Regions from separate parts of the Mus musculus genome. Here region 2 is linked to region 1. Evidence: chromatin loops called from intact Hi-C (ENCODE). Cell type or tissue: left cerebral cortex. All regions are shown on one strand.

What was found. Peaks named below come from ENCODE experiments on the same cell type or tissue, not always from the same donor. Only the 100,000 strongest peaks of a DNase experiment are listed, where the experiment ranks them.
Region 2: it touches region 1 in a loop (4-fold over the local background); 11 of 42 quality-filtered maps call a loop at or near these places.

The regions. Positions count from the first base shown.
Region 1 is chr17:82,710,100-82,718,099 of GRCm38, reverse strand. No RefSeq gene overlaps it. Among named protein-coding and RNA genes, the nearest start is that of Gm34211, 94 kb to the right of the region's middle. In left cerebral cortex, no CTCF peak of the experiment used is centred here; a DNase peak (open chromatin) is centred at 4,900.
Region 2 is chr17:82,474,429-82,482,428 of GRCm38, reverse strand. No RefSeq gene overlaps it. Among named protein-coding and RNA genes, the nearest start is that of Gm34211, 140 kb to the left of the region's middle. In left cerebral cortex, no CTCF peak of the experiment used is centred here; DNase peaks (open chromatin) are centred at 3,377 and 5,571.

The sequences.
Region 1 (8,000 bases):
TTGACAAATGGGACCTAATGAAACTCCAAAGTTTCTGCAAGGCAAAAGACACCGTCAGTAAGACAAAAAGACCACCAACAGATTGGGAAAGGATCATTACCTATCCTAAATCAGATAGGGGACTAATATCCAACATATATAAAGAACTCAAGAAGGGGGACTTCAGAAAATCAAATAACCCCATTAAAAAATGGGGCTCAGAACTGAACAAAAAATTCTCACCTGAGGAATACCGAATGGCAGAGAAACATCTGAAAAAATTTTCAACATCCTTAATCATCAGGGAAATGCTAATCAAAACAACCCTGAGATTCCACCTCACACCAGTCAGGATGGCTAAGATCAAAAATTCAGGTGTCAGCAGATGGTGGCGTGGATGTGGAGAAAGAGGAACACTCCTCCATTGTTGGTGGGATTGCAGGCTTGTACAACCACTCTGGAAATCAGTCTGGCAGTTCCTCAGAAAATTGGACATAGTACTACCGGAGGATCCAGGAATACCTCTCGGGGGCATATATCCTGAAGATGCCCCAACTGATAAGAAGGACACATGCTCCACTATGTTCATAGCAGCCTTATTTATTTATTTTATTTTATTTTCCATTTTTTATTAGGTATTTAGCTCATTTACATTTCCAATGCTATACCAAAATTCCCCCATACCCACCCACCCCCACTCCCCTACCCACCCACTCCCCCTTTTTGGCCCTGGCGTTCCCCTGTACTGGGGCATACAAAGTTTACGTGTCCAATGGGCCTCTCTTTCCAGTGATGGCCGCTTAGGCCATCTTTTGTTACATATGCAGCTAGAGTCAAGAGATCCGGGGTACTGGTTAGTTCATAATGTTCCACCTATAGGGTTGCAGATCCCTTTAGCTCCTTGGGTTCTTTCTCTAGCTCCTCCATTGGGAGCCCTGTGATCCATCCATTAGCTGACTGTGAGCATCCACTTCTGTGTTTGCTAGGCCCCGGCATAGTCTCACAAGAGATAGCTACATCTGGGCATCATCCTGAGTGAGGTAACACATTCACAAAGGAACTCACACAATATGTACTCACTGATAAGTGGATATTAGCCCCAAACCTAGGATACCCAAGATATAAGATACAATTTCCTAAACACATGAAACTCAAGAAGAATGAAGACTGAAGTGTGGACACTATGCCCCTCCTTAGAATTGGGAACAAAACACCCATGGAAGGAGTTACAGAGACAAAGTTTGGAGCTGAGATGAAAGGATGGACCATGTAGAGACTGCCATATCCAGGGATCCACCCCATAATCAGCATCCAAACGCTGACACCATTGCATACACTAGCAAGATTTTATTGAAAGGACCCAGATGTAGCTGTCTCTTGTGAGACTATGCCGGGGCCTAGCAAACACAGAAGTGGATGCTCACAGTCAGCTAATGGATGGATCACCGGGCTCCCAATGGAGGAGCTAAAGAAAGTACCCAAGGAGCTAAAGGGATCTGCAACCCTATAGGTGGAACAACATTATGAACTAACCAGTACCCCGGAGCTCTTGACTCTAGCTGCATATATATCAAAACATGGCCTAGTCGGCCATCACTGGAAAGAGAGGCCCATTGGACTTGCAAACTTTATATGCCCCAGTACAGGGGAACGCCATGGCCAAAAAGGGGGAGTGTCTGGGCAGGGGAGTGGGGGTGGGTGGGTATGGGGGACTTTTGGTATAGCATTGGAAATGTAAATGAGCTAAATACCTAATAAAAAATGGAAAAAAAAGTTTCCAAACCTCAAGAAATTTACAATTCATTCCTTGGCCGATGAATAATTAGAAGGAAGTAAGAGAAACAAAATTTCAAATTTCAGACTATCTGAACTGCAAATAAATTCTACTTATAGAGTCTAAAGATCTTTTATGCATGTTCCCCAGAAACCTTCTACAATTTTTTTTTTCTGAACAAAAAACATCTGTTAAATTCTGTTATGTGTTGTTGAAACGGAGATATGACACATTCCCATTCTCAATTAATCTTTTACCTCACTATGCAGCTTCTTCATTTCGTTTTTATTTAGTCATTGCTCCTTTTTTGAGTGCCTATAATGAAATAAAAATTTGGAATACAATAAAGTATGATAAAAATAGAAGTTACAAGAGAAGCAGATTTTTAAAAGATATGACCGAGGCTGCTAACATTTTAGTGGCAATGTTGCTTTTCTAGTTTTATTTTTAAAGATATTTTCATGGAAACAGAAGAGGTAAAATTTGATGATTTGATACAAACTCAGTTTTTTTTTGTTTACACAAAACATTTAGAACCATATTAATTTTGTGGTTTTTAATCTGAGAAACTTTAAGGGATCCCTAAATGATCACTGATGTTAATGATTTTTTTTTTTATTTTTTAAAAAGTAATTCAATAGAGTTGGGATTCTATTCATGTGGTTATCTTCTTTTAGGTTTGTTGAAAGATTACTTTCTTGCTTTTTCTAGGGTGTAGTTTCCCTCCTTGTGTTGAAGTTATCCTTTTATTATCCTTTGGAGGGCTGGATTCATGGAAGGATATTGAGGATGTTGAGGAAGCGGTACACTCCTCCATTGCTGGTGGGATTGCAAGCTGGTATAACCACTCTGGAAATCAGTTTGGAGGTTCCTGAGAAAATTGGATATAGCACTATCAGAGGATCCAGCAATACCACTCCTGGGCATACACTCAGAAGATGTTTCAACATGTAGTAAGGACACATGCTTCACTATGTTCGTAGCAGCCTTATTTATGATAGCCAGAAGCTGTAAAGAGCCCAGATGTTCCTCAACAAAGGAATGGATGTGGAAAATGTGGTACATTTACACAATGGAGTGCTACTCAGCTATTAAAAACAATGAATTTATGAAATTCTTAGACAAATGGATGGATCTGGAGGATATCATCCTGAGTGAGGCAACCCAATCACAAAAGAACACACATGATATGCACTCACTGATAAGTGGATATTAGCCCAGAATCTTGGAATACCCAAGATACAATTCACAAAACACATGAAACTCAAGAAGGAAGACCAAAGTGTGGATACTTTGCTCCTTCTTAGAGGGGGGAACAAAATACCCATGGAAAGAGTTACAGAGACAACTTTCGGAGCAGAGACTGAAGGAAGGACCATCCAGAGACTGCCCCACCTAGGGATCCATCCCATAGACAACCACCAAACCCAGACACTATCGTTGATGCCTACAAGAGCTTACTGACAGGAACCTGAGATAACTGTATCCTGAGAGGCCCTACCAGTGCCTGGCAAATAGAGAAGTGGATGCTCACAGTCATCCATTGGATGGAGCACAGGGTCCCCAATGAAGGAGCTAGAGAAAGTACCCAAGGAGATGAAGGGATTTCCAGCCCCATAGGAGGAACAATAATATGAACTAAACAATACCCCCAAAGCTCCCTGGGACTAAACCACCAACCAAAGAAAACACATGGTGGGACTCGTGACTCTAGCTGAATACGTAGCAGAGGATGGCGTAGTTAGTCTTCAATGGGAGAAGAGGCCCTTGGCCCTGTGCAGGTTCTATGCCCCAGTATAGGGGAATGCCAGGGCCAGGAAGCAGGAGTGGGTGGGTTGTGGAGCAGGAGAAGGGGCGAGGGAATGGGGGTTTTGGAGGGGAAACCAGAAAAGGGGATAACATTTGAAATGTAAATAAAGAAAATATCTAATAAAAAATTAAATATGATGGCATCATTTCTCTTTCCCTTTAAACACTACTATGTTCTTCCCTCTCTACTTATTTTCAAATCCATGCTCCCAAATAATTAATTATTGTTGTTATATATATTCAAGTAATACAAAGAACTATATAAATGCAATCTGCTGATTGTGTTTAGTATTGCTTATATACACATTTTTAGGGCTGGCCACTTGGAATTGGATAACCATTTTAGATATTTATTTCTGGGGAACACTTATTCTCTCTTTCTTAGCAGTCTTTAGATGCCTATGACTCTTCAAATTTTTGAAATTAAAATATTGCAACATTTTATTTTTCCCTTTTCTCTCCTACTTTTCTCATGTACCCCCAATATTATGCCTCTCTCTCTCTCTCTCTCTCTCTCTCTCTCTCTCTCTCTCTCTCTCTCTCTCTCTCTCTCGTTCTTACATCGTTCACTTCTTGGCTCTTTTCCGTAATTGTTGTATGGTCTATATTCACTCCTACATATGTAAGTACAGTTTACTGATTCCATGTAATATTACTTTTGTGTGTATGATTTCAGGGCTGGCAGCTTGGTAAACTGTACAGCAATCGAGGAACTGTCCCTTGCAAAAGACTTCTTTCTCTTGTTCTCAGCATTTCTTAGTTGCCTGTATGGTTAGAACCCTGTGAATTTTCCCCCTTCTATGTTAGCGTGTTTCTTGGTGCCTATAACCTATTCAAGGAAACTTAGTACTTGATCAGTGCAAAACTTTTATGCTTTTAAATGTCAACTACTGATCCAGCAGTTAGTTGCTTTTTGTAGGCATTTTAAAATGAATACTTACAGATTATCATCTGAACACATATTTGTAGATTTGACTTTTATTTTGATACAATGTAATTAGAAATGCACATAGAGTTTAGATGATCAGAACAGCTAATCCATACCGTGCGAACCAATCCTTTTCATTATGGCATGAAGAGAAGTTTTGACATAAAGGTACATAGTTTTGAATTTAAAATCTCAACACAATAGTCTTTTAGACTTGCTGCATTCACTTAGTCTCTAAATGATCTAAATTAAATTGTCTATTCCTAGCAGTAATGTTTTCTTGAGTGAAAAATAACATGTGTGTTATACAGTAGATACCCAATGTGGGTGAAAAATGTGGGTTTAACCATTTACATTTTTTTAACAAGAACAGTAGTTCTACTCAATGAACAGACGAGACCTCCTACTCCAATTTCACGTTTGCCATTTGCCATATACATTTTTTTAACTTGATAGAAAATTGGTGAGTTTCATTGCTTTGAGGCTTCTCCATCTCTGAGGCCATAAGTCTCAATTCTTATACATAAACAGCACCTGTCTTGAATGTTACGGCATCAACAGAGCCTGCAGCAGTATGGAAATCTCCTCCTGGCCTTAGTCATTGGTATAGTTTACTAGTGTTAGTTTTGAAAATGATTATGCAAGAACAGACCTACAAACTTGGACAAGAAGAGGATGTTACAGCTGAGACATCTTTTATTTATTTTTTCTTCTCTGCCAATGAAGAAGACTTGATACCCATGGGAATTGGGGTGACCACAGGATCCCTTTTCATTTGTGGCTTATATTTTTCAGGCAGCATATAAAACACTCATTTATATGGAAACTAAAGCTCTAATTACATATACTTATTAACTATAGTAACATTAGATGTTACTGGCATCTAATAGATTCCAATAAAATTTATCATCTGACTCCTTGTTTTAAGACTTTTATAGATGCTTAGCTGTAATGGTGATATCAGGCATAATGATGTCTTGTTGATGACATCAAAGAACTTAATAACTTTTTTCTGTCTTCAGGTTAAGTTCTGGAGTATGTATATTGCTTTGTCTACAATTATTATAATTTGTCCATTTGCTAACTTATGTGCTGATATTTTCTTTCATCTCAAATATTACTCGTGATGCTTTGACATCCAATAAGGAAATCTATCATATCCCATGAATAATCTCTCTGAACAGTTAGTCTCTTATTTTATCACCATGTACTGGATCTTTGTCATATTTGTTCTTGTGCATCATGTGTTTGGAATCTGTATTTGGGAAAGTTAAAATTTTTCTTAATACTTTGTTGAAGGAGATAGCCAAAGCAGATCAAGTTTGTCTGTGGTAGTAAGAGCTCGAGGCAACACCTGTTCACATCCTGGCAGAATTGGAGGCAGAACATGTAGGACAGAATCAGGGTGGTCTTGAATCACTTGTGGTCTTGTTTTAGATAAGACTTACTTCTTAAAGAATCTGTGATCTTCAAAATAGATGGGAAGCAAGCCCCAGAAACACAACTGTGGGAAGCATTTCAGACCCAACCACAACAGTAGCAGAAACACTTAATTGGTTGTGAGCCTTCCATAGGATTGATTCTTGTTTTAAAAAGATGCCTGGTGGGGTCTGCAACCCTATAGGTAGAACAACAATATGAACTAACCAGTACTCCCAGAGCTCGGTTCTCTAGCTGCATTTGTAGCAGAAGATGGGCTAGTTGGCCATTATTGGGAAGAGAGGCCTCTTGGTCTTGCAAACTTTATCTGCCTCAGTACAGGGGAACACCAGGGCCAAGAAGTGGGAGTGGGGGGGGGAGTGGTGGTGGGGGGTATAGGGGACTTTCAGGATAGCATTTGAAATGTATATGAAGTAAATAACTAATAAAAAATTGGAAAAAAAAGATGCCTGGTGACTTAAACCAATTTGTATTCTTAGTAAATAGACGAAGGACTTAGTTCTTGCCGGAATCTCCATCCATCTCTCAATTATGATAGATTTATATATAATTTGATTTGTTCAGGAGCACTGAGTTTACAGGGAAAAGACTCCAGGTTTGTACGTTGACCTTCGGAACCCTGGTCTGTATTCACTATGTTATTAATTGCAAGCGAAACGTCTAAATTTTTTCATTTCAGAGGGAAATAATGATCTTAATGCACCCTCGAAGGTAAATCAGTCCATCTTTAATGAGTTTAGTCAGAAATATTCTGCATCCTGCTGGCTGCTTTATGGAAGCAAATACCGCAAATCTCATCATTTGGAATATTAGAATGATCAGCGTTTTTCTCTATTCAAGGTGTGTTAGGTAGTATAATTTCACATGGAAATAAATTGCAAGGAAGTTAAAGCTTTATTCTGCCTATAGCTTTATTCTGCCTATAGTATTCAGCTGAAATCTATGTAGTATGGCTCATTACTTTTGGATCCGTTTCTATGACTAATTGAGGGCATCTACGAAGATAGATTCTCAATGGTTTGGTGGCTTCATGGTTCAGATAATCATTTAAGTAGAATTCCATTCAAATGATCTTCTATAATAATTCCCCAGAAGGCCATTGGGGAATTTATTCTGGCATTATTATGTAAGTGTTGGTCCTTTTACTGAGAAGTCAGCATTTGGCTCTCACCTCACAGTGTTCATTTTTGCTCTCATGTGGCAACTCTTGGATTATCAAATAACAACTTAGGAAAAGTAAATTTGACTCCTCAAGAAGAATGACAGGGCTTTTCTTCTTACTGATGGCTGTCCGCTTAGATGCAAACAATAATGATACACAGCGCAGGCTTTCTTCTTCAGGTGTAATACATTCTCTACACTCAGAATTACTCTTTAATTAACCATAAAGGAAAGTGACTATGTTTATGAGGATTGTTAAAGGAAATAAGCTTTTTCAGTAAAATAATATTATTTTTATAGTCATGATTTTTATATTGTATGCAATTGGCTTACTAATCATTCAAAAATTTAAAATATCCTCAAGTCAGTAAAGTGTAACACCTATAAAGCAGGGCAAGCTTCCTTATTTATACACAAGGTCCCTGTCTTAACAAATGGTGGGAAGGCCATGGAGTGCTCAGGTGCTTACTTTTCTGATTGTGATTTGGTTTACTTCAGTGAATATTTATTGCCTTTTCAGCATATATCAGGCCCAGTGGTAGCACAATAAGAAATGGCATGTAGTACCTGTGGTCAAGATTCTCACACCCACACAGACTCAGAACCAGGTTACACTGCAACATTGCTAGAACTCTCTGTCTATGTATGTATGTATGTATGTATGTACCTATCATCTTATCTAATATATCATCTTTCTAACTATATCTGTCTGTGGATGTGTCTATCCATCTATCTACCCATCTATCTACCCATCTATCACCCACCTATTATCTATCATTCATCTATCCATCTATTCATCTATTCATCTATCTATCTATCTATCTATCTATCTATCTATCTATCTATCTATCTATCTATCTATCTATCTAAGGGTGGCCACTTGTTAAAAGTAAAATAAATTAATCATTC
Region 2 (8,000 bases), 240 kb after region 1:
CACTTTCTCCTCTATAAGTTTCAGTGTCTCTGGTTTTATGTGAAGTTCCTTGATCCACTTAGATTTGACCTTAGTACAAGGAGATAAGTATGGATCGATTCGCATTCTTCTACATGATAACAACCAGTTGTGCCAGCACCAATTGTTGAAAATGCTGTCTTTCTTCCACTGGATGGTTTTGGCTCCCTTGTCGAAGATCAAGTGACCATAGGTGTGTGGGTTCATTTCTGGGTCTTCAATTCTATTCCATTGGTCCACTTGTCTGTCTCTATACCAGTACCATGCAGTTTTTATCACAATTGCTCTGTAGTAAAGCTTTAGGTCAGGCATGGTGATTCCACCAGAGGTTCTTTTATCCTTGAGAAGAGTTTTTGCTATCCTCGGTTTTTTGTTATTCCAGATGAATTTGCAAATTGCTCCTTCTAATTCGTTGAAGAATTGAGTTGGAATTTTAATGGGGATTGCATTGAATCTGTAGATTGCTTTTGGCAAGATAGCCATTTTTACAATGTTGGTCCTGCCAATCCATGAGCATGGGAGATCTTTCCATCTTCTGAGATCTTCTTTAATTTCTTTCTTCAGGGACTTGAAGTTTTTATCATACAGATCTTTCACTTCCTTCGTTAGAGTCACGCCGAGATATTTTATATTATTTGTGGCTATTGAGAAGGGTGTTGTTTCCCTAATTTCTTTCTCAGCCTGTTTATTCTTTGTGTAGAGAAAGGCCATTGACTTGTTTGAGTTAATTTTATATCCAGCTACTTCACCGAAGCTGTTTTTTGATTGGCTGTTCTTTTCACTGTGGATTTCTGCACCAGTCTCAACAGTAGGACCCTTAGCCCCAATAGCCTCTGAGTTCTTCACTTGTGGTATTAACCTTTCCTCTGAGATGTACGTTATCTACACCTCCTTACTCGTAAATATAAGGTAGATCATAAAAGGTGGTAGATAGTAAGGACAATCTTCCTTTAGAGGTGACACAATGGCTCTGAAATTAGAAGGCTGTGGTAATTGCTGTTTCCCTGTGACCACAGTAAATGCCACCAAATTGTATATTCTAAACTAGCACCTTAGGCATTGTTGTATTGCAATAAGAAGACAAATCACAACAAATAAAACAAAACCTATTCATCATATTCAAAAACACCACGTAAAATGTAATTCTTACCACTGAAACTGAGCTCTAGTTTGTATTCTGTTCCCAGCATGTCTCCTTTGTCATTTTTAAAATGTTGTAGACCACTCTTCAGATGTTATCAGTAAAATTTGCCAACCGTATTAGTCTGGTTCTGTCAGATGTTAGGGTGGAAGTCCTCTGAAAGTCATGGTCAGGAAACTCTGGATAGGTTATCTTTTTCGACAATGAAACAATGCTTCTTGCATCCATTTGCTTACCATATCAACACTTTATGAAAATAACAAGATTTTTCAGGATGGGATAAAAGTTTGGGGCTACAGTAGATCCATTTCACCCATGAGGACTCAGGATTTCGTTGGGCTCCTTGATACCACACAGAGTATGCAGAGGAGGCAGGTGATGAAGAACTGGCCACAATGGCCACATCATTGTGCTGCTTTTGCAGGGCAAGAATGGAGAGTGAGCAGAAATCCACATGGTCGCTCCTGGCTGTGTCTTGAATCCTGGAACAGGTAGAAGCATTCACGTTAGTTGGAGCTTCCATGCACAATGTAGGTGTTGATTTAGTACACACTTAATTGGTTTTTCTTCCCTAACTTCAGTACTGGCCAATGCCATTGCAGAGATAACTACAGGATGCAATGTATCAACATTATCAGGCTGCAGTGTGTCGAGCATCTTTGGGGCAATAGAAGTTATATCACTATGGTTTTATTACCCCTTTAAGTAACAAATAGCACTATGTGTACAACATAAATTTATTTAAGCATGACATGATTAAAATATGCATGTATGATTGTGTAAGTCTGAAGTGGCTGGGTAAATAATTAGACAAGAAATTTGACTTCAAGTTTCTTGCAACTTCTTTCCTTTGTAGCCAATTTCTTGCTATGCAGTCCCAGCTGTACTTGTTATATAGTATAAGATAGACTTACGTTTGTGGCAACCCCTCTGCTTCACCCCTCTGCTTCAGCTTCTCAAGTGTTAGCATTACAGTTCTGAGCTGCCATGTCTGACCACCAATGCTGTTTTGGCTATGTTGCATCTTTATAGTGTGAGCAATGAACTATGGTGTTAGGGTTTGGGGGGTATTGATCTACTTTCCAAGTAGCCTTGAAAATTTGATTAAAATTTTTTCTCCTCAAAAATTACACAAAACTCAAAACTTATATACATAAATATTCCTAGAAGGCATATCATAATCAACTCATAGAAAAATACTATGGAAACATTTCTGAGCAATGAAAGACCCCCCTCTTAACTTTTATTCACCCCAGTCTAGAAACCTAATGGCTGGTCCTACACTCTTTGTTGTTTTAATTTATAAAAGGCAAGAATCAGTTTTCCTGACTTATCATTCATTTTACTCATATGCTTATTATCTTTTGTTGGCTCTGGTATGTTAAGTTCTACTAGAAAAGATATTTTCTGTTTTATCTCATACGGTATAACTGAGATGCCCTACAGCCTGTGAATATTTTGGATATTTGAGCAATGAGCCAATGAAATGGAGGTGTAGAACACAGACGTGGCCATCTCATGGGAAGGTAAGGTAATCACTGAGCTAAATATATTACATATGTACACAGATATTGTCTCCTACTAAACCCATGAAGTAGTTATCCCTCCAGAACTGAAACAGAAGTATATCTTTTACAGAACACACGATTCAATACTTACCTTGCTAAAAGTATAGATATAGGCTTAGTGACCCTGTTTCAAATGCTTGGGACCAGAAAAGTTTAATAGTTCATTTAGATCTTGGCACATTGACAGTGAGACATCTTAATGATGGAGCTTAAGTCAAACGTAGAATTCATTATTTTTCCACATATAACTTATCCATGCAATGTGAGGCTGATTATATATAATATTTTCAGTGTATTTATATTTTTTGCTAGGACAGTTTATATGAAAATCAAACCACTATATTTTTTATGTGTATCATGTCCAGTGTTCAAACAATTTAGAACTTTGAAACATTTTGGATTTTAGGACTGGAGGTGTTTATATACTCATACCATACTTTACTGATTGTGTTTGCTTATAAACCTTGAAATTAATGATAATCTCAGGGCTTTGGTCTTCTATTGGTGTGCAGTTGTGCAGCATACTACCTGTGCAGTGAAAATTAACACACCTTCCTAACCCATCCACCTTTCTTGGTGGGATGTGACCGATGGTGATTTTTGTTAGCCATGCATGCTATCTGAACTATTTTAAAAAGCAGATTTATTTCCAGTGTTACATATTTTACTGGAAAAGCCCCAACACTGAGGGAGCTCTGGGGAAAACAGCAGTGCCATCCTACACATTTTGAGAGTTGAGATGATAGCATGAGAGAATAGTTCCCTTCCCTTCCCTTCCCCTTCCCCTTCCCCTTCCCCTTCCCCTTCCCCTTCCCCTTCCCCTTCCCCTTCTCCTTCCCCTTTCCCCTTCCCCTTCCCCTTTCCCCTTCCCCTGCCCCTTGCCCCTTCCCCTTTCCCTTTCCCCCTTCCCCTTTCCCCTTCCCCTGCCCCTTGCCCCTTCCCCTTTCCCTTTCCCCCTTCCCCTTTCCCCTTCCCCTGCCCCTTCCCCTTTCCCCTTCCCCCTTCCCCTTTCCCCTTCCCCCTTCCCCTTTCCCCTTCCCCTGCCCCTTCCCCCTTCTCCCTTCCCTGCCCCTTCCCCTTTCCCCTGCCCCTTCCCCTTTCCCCTTCCCTTCCCCTTTCCCCTTCCCTTCCCTTCCCCTTCCCTTCCCCTTCCCTTCCCCTCCCCTTCCCTTTTCCCCTTCCCCTTTCCCCTTCCTTTCCCTTTCCCTTCCCCTTTCCCCTTCCTTTCCCTTTCCTTTCCATCCCCTTCCTTCCTTCCTTCCTTCCTTCCTTCCTTCCTTCCTTCCTTGTATTTAATGAGTATGGTGTGGTTTTTTTTCTCAGTTTAGATAAAAGTCATGATATTTGTGAGGACTGAAAACAATTATGAGGAAGAAATATGGTTAAGAAGTTTTATAATAATAACAACATGATGATGATGATATACTCATTTTGAGATCTCTTTTCTCGTGTTGCTGCCATCTCCCAGGTTTTTTTCTCTACACTATCCTGAAGTCTTTGTTCTATCAATGATGAAATCTTCACAGCCATCATTAGTTAAGATTTTAAAAATTAATTTACATGTCATACCCATTTGGCTTTATATCCAATCTAAACATTCCAACTTGAGCCTTATTCACTATGTTTTCATCAGACCATGAACTATTATGGCATTTAACAAACAGAAAGGAAGTTTTCTGTGTAAGTCCTTCACCTAATTGCCATAACATCAACAGAAAAGAATTTAAAAATATGTTTATTTCAGGAAAAAAACAAGTAAACTGATAACATAAATTTCCAAGCTTATAAATGTCCTTTCAAATAATGTGTTTATTTCTAAATATCCCCAGTGGGTGGCAAAATGCTCATGGGTCCATAGATGAATATGAAGTCTAGGCAGGGGAAGGGGAGGGCAGGAAGAAGAGTGACTAACAATTTGCATTGGCCCCAGACTGAAGCTTTCCTGAGAAGTGGGGCTTCACATCTTAAGTTCCTAGTTGAATGAGGAATTTTAGCCATGAAGGTGGTGAGAAGAACGTAGTAGGCATTGTTGAGGTGTTCCTCACAGGAAAATGTATTGTTCATTTTCTCATTAAATTCTTGTCTTCAGAGCATCTTCTCCCAGCTCCTGGCACATTTCTTGAATATGTGAATATTAGAAACACAAGCGTTTGGTGCACACAGTCTGTTTGCCCACTCAGATGGAGGTATGTGAGAGGCTAGCCCTGAGAAGTAACCACAAGCAACTCATAGGTAGAATTCATCCCCCCATATTTTACAGATAACTCTAGAACTCAGATGTGAGGCAGTTGTGGCAGGCCAGTTGGCCCTCAGTTCTTAAAGGGTGGCTTTTACTTCATCAATCTCTCTTCTGCCTTTTCTACCAGTAGCATCTTCTTGTGTTTAAGCTCAGATTAAAGCAAGGGCCTCATCATATCTAGCCTGTGCCAATGCAGCATGTAAACTTACATTCTAATGTCTCTACATTGATGTTCAGGTGTCAGGTCCAATGAGAACCCATTTCTGAAATGAGAAGAGTAATTGAGAGAGGAATGCTGAGTTAACAACCACAAAGAAAAAGAGGGGGATTTATCTACACAGAAATCTATGCGCTCTGGTTTTGTTTGGGTATTCTCATATTTAGGGTAGGTAGTTTCCTCTCTCAGGACACTGGGCGTTTCCACCCTTTCATCCTCGGTGCTTAAGGGCATCCATTACATTCCCTGGGAGCAGAGCCATACTCTTTTCATAACCATCTCTCATCTCAGCACTTTCCTTGAGCCTTGAACATAGGTGACTCTCTGTAAATGATTGCCTGGAATAGAAACACTTCTCAAAGCCAGTCGGCTTGAGCATCTGCTTTCTTAGCTCAAGAACAACCAGTTTGACCTTGTCACCATCTGAAGCAGCAGCCTTACAGAAACAGAAAGGAAAAAGCATTTCCTTTACTAAATGCCTGCATGCTTGGAGCTTTTAGGAAGGATTTACTGGCAGCTCTGTTCTATTTATCTTTCCCATTTAAGATATCTTTTCTGATGTGGCCTAACATCTAAGGTCAGAGAGAATGTGGAATAGAGCTAGAAGAAGCTACTTTGAAGCTTTTTGACATGTAAACTTGTTTGCCCAGCATCTGGCAGTGTTTGCTTCATGGCACATCTTTCAGGAAAATTCAGGGGATGAATATGGTAAACCAGATAAACATCACTTAGCATTAGAATCCAAAGGAGGAGAAAGCTCCACTCAAAGAGTGGAGGGATGGAGCGATGGAGGGATGGAGGGTTAGAGGGATGTAAGGATGGAAGGGTGGAGGGTGGAGGGATGGAGGGGTTTCTTTTAACTGAATCAAAAGGGAATGTGAATTGAAAGTTTTAGAAGCACAGATTTTTCACAGATAACAAATTCATTCCAAAGTTAGAATGGACAGAAATAATGGGCTTTTCTTAGTCTTAGGACGCTAAAGATCTACACATTCACATATTAAAATCCTGAGTAGGGCTGGAGAGGTGGCTCAGTCATTAAAGGCCAGGCTCACAACCTATGAAGACATGAAATAAAATTTCACAAATATGAAAGCCTGACAGTAACTTGCTGAGCTGCTTCTTCTGAGGATGATGTCATCTTTATCAATATCTATAAAATCCAGCTGTTTGGTTAAAATATTTTCTTTTTTTTTTTACTTAAAATCATTTTTATTTTATTTATTTTTTTTTAATATTTTTTATTATTACGTATTTTCCTCAATTACATTTAGAGTGCTATCCCAAAAGTTCCCCATACCCTCCCCCCTACTTCCCTACCCACCCATTCCCATTTTTTGGCCCTGGCATTCCCCTGTAATCAGTAAGTTAGCTTTACTACTGCTCATCTGAGTAGATACCCAGTACACCTCTGAGATAGAGAGTTGCAATTTCACCTTACAATAAGTATTATTTGTCTTCAAATTTTCCTTTGTTGGCAGAGGCCAGCAATCTTCCCTTCAGCTCTAGCTGAGACTACTCTGAAGCAGGTAATTCCTTCTTTCTCTTTACCCCCAGGCTTCCTCGGGATGTTCAGACAGATGGCTCAAAATTGGACTCTCGGCTGCATGTCTTTTCACCTTAAAAGACATTTCCCAGTTCGCTCTCCTGAACTCAGCTCCTCTCCATAAAATATCCCCTTCTTTTTTAAATTAAATACTTCACAGAAAAAGTAAAAATGCTCTTGGTGCTCGGTTATAACTAGTGCCTAGAAAGTTTTTACTGATAGTTATCCCCGGTAGGAGTTGACAAGGTTTAAAAGTGTAATGGGTCTTTGTTCTGCCAACAGTTTTTGTCTCAGACAAATGTGTACTAAATTTAATTTAAAATTGATAAACTTTGTCAAAACACTTGTATTCCAGTTCCCATAAATGCAGAGTAAGTAATAAACTCTTGTCTTTCACGAATCCTTGGAGTCAGTTGAAACAATTCTTCAACCAGTGGAAAACTTTTTTTGTTGCAATTTTGGTTAAGCAAACTCAGGACTTTTTATTTCTTATGATGAATGTTAGCCATAGATAAAGTGAAAATTTAAATCTTTTCTTCACCAAGAATACACGGAAGAGCCCTTGTACTTCTGAGTAAACCATGTGTTTTATTTGTATCACAACAGACAAAGGCTATGAGTGAATTTTTACCAATACATATGTATCTAAGCTCCCCCAAATTATTCTCAAGAAATTCTCTAGAAACTAAGGCCTGTCACTGCTTTCTAAATGCCCTGACATTTAAAATTTGGAGAGCTAGTCAAGAATAATTTGAAAGTTTAATCACTGCCTTTCTCAGACCACAGACATTTCCATTTTGTTTCGTTGTTGCCATAGCAGTCCTGGTAGCCCAGCTTAAACCTATTAAATCTAAAGTAGCCACGGAGCATTTAAGTCTAGAGTCCATCTCAAAATGGCCAGGAGAGGAAAGGTGCCCTGACGGCATTTAAGTTCCAAGTACATTGCAAGGCCTCAGCACAAGTAACTAGCCTAGCTAACTGTTGCATTTGAAGGTCATGGCCATATCAAAAAACTCGAGCTGCAGAATAGGGGGAAAGTAAATATGCCATCTAAATACTTCTTCACACTCTTGTATTTCTCTGCGATGATTGCTCTCAGGTCCATATGCCTTTCTCAGTGCATGTACAATCAAAAGAGTAGCTTGCTCCCATAGAGTCCAGGTCATTATCTTTGTAATTAGACACCTTAATTTTTACTGTTGGTCCTGTTGCTTATGTGTGTGTTCTTGGGCCAGTAGGCTTTTGTGAATCCAATTTTCTGGGGTGCAATG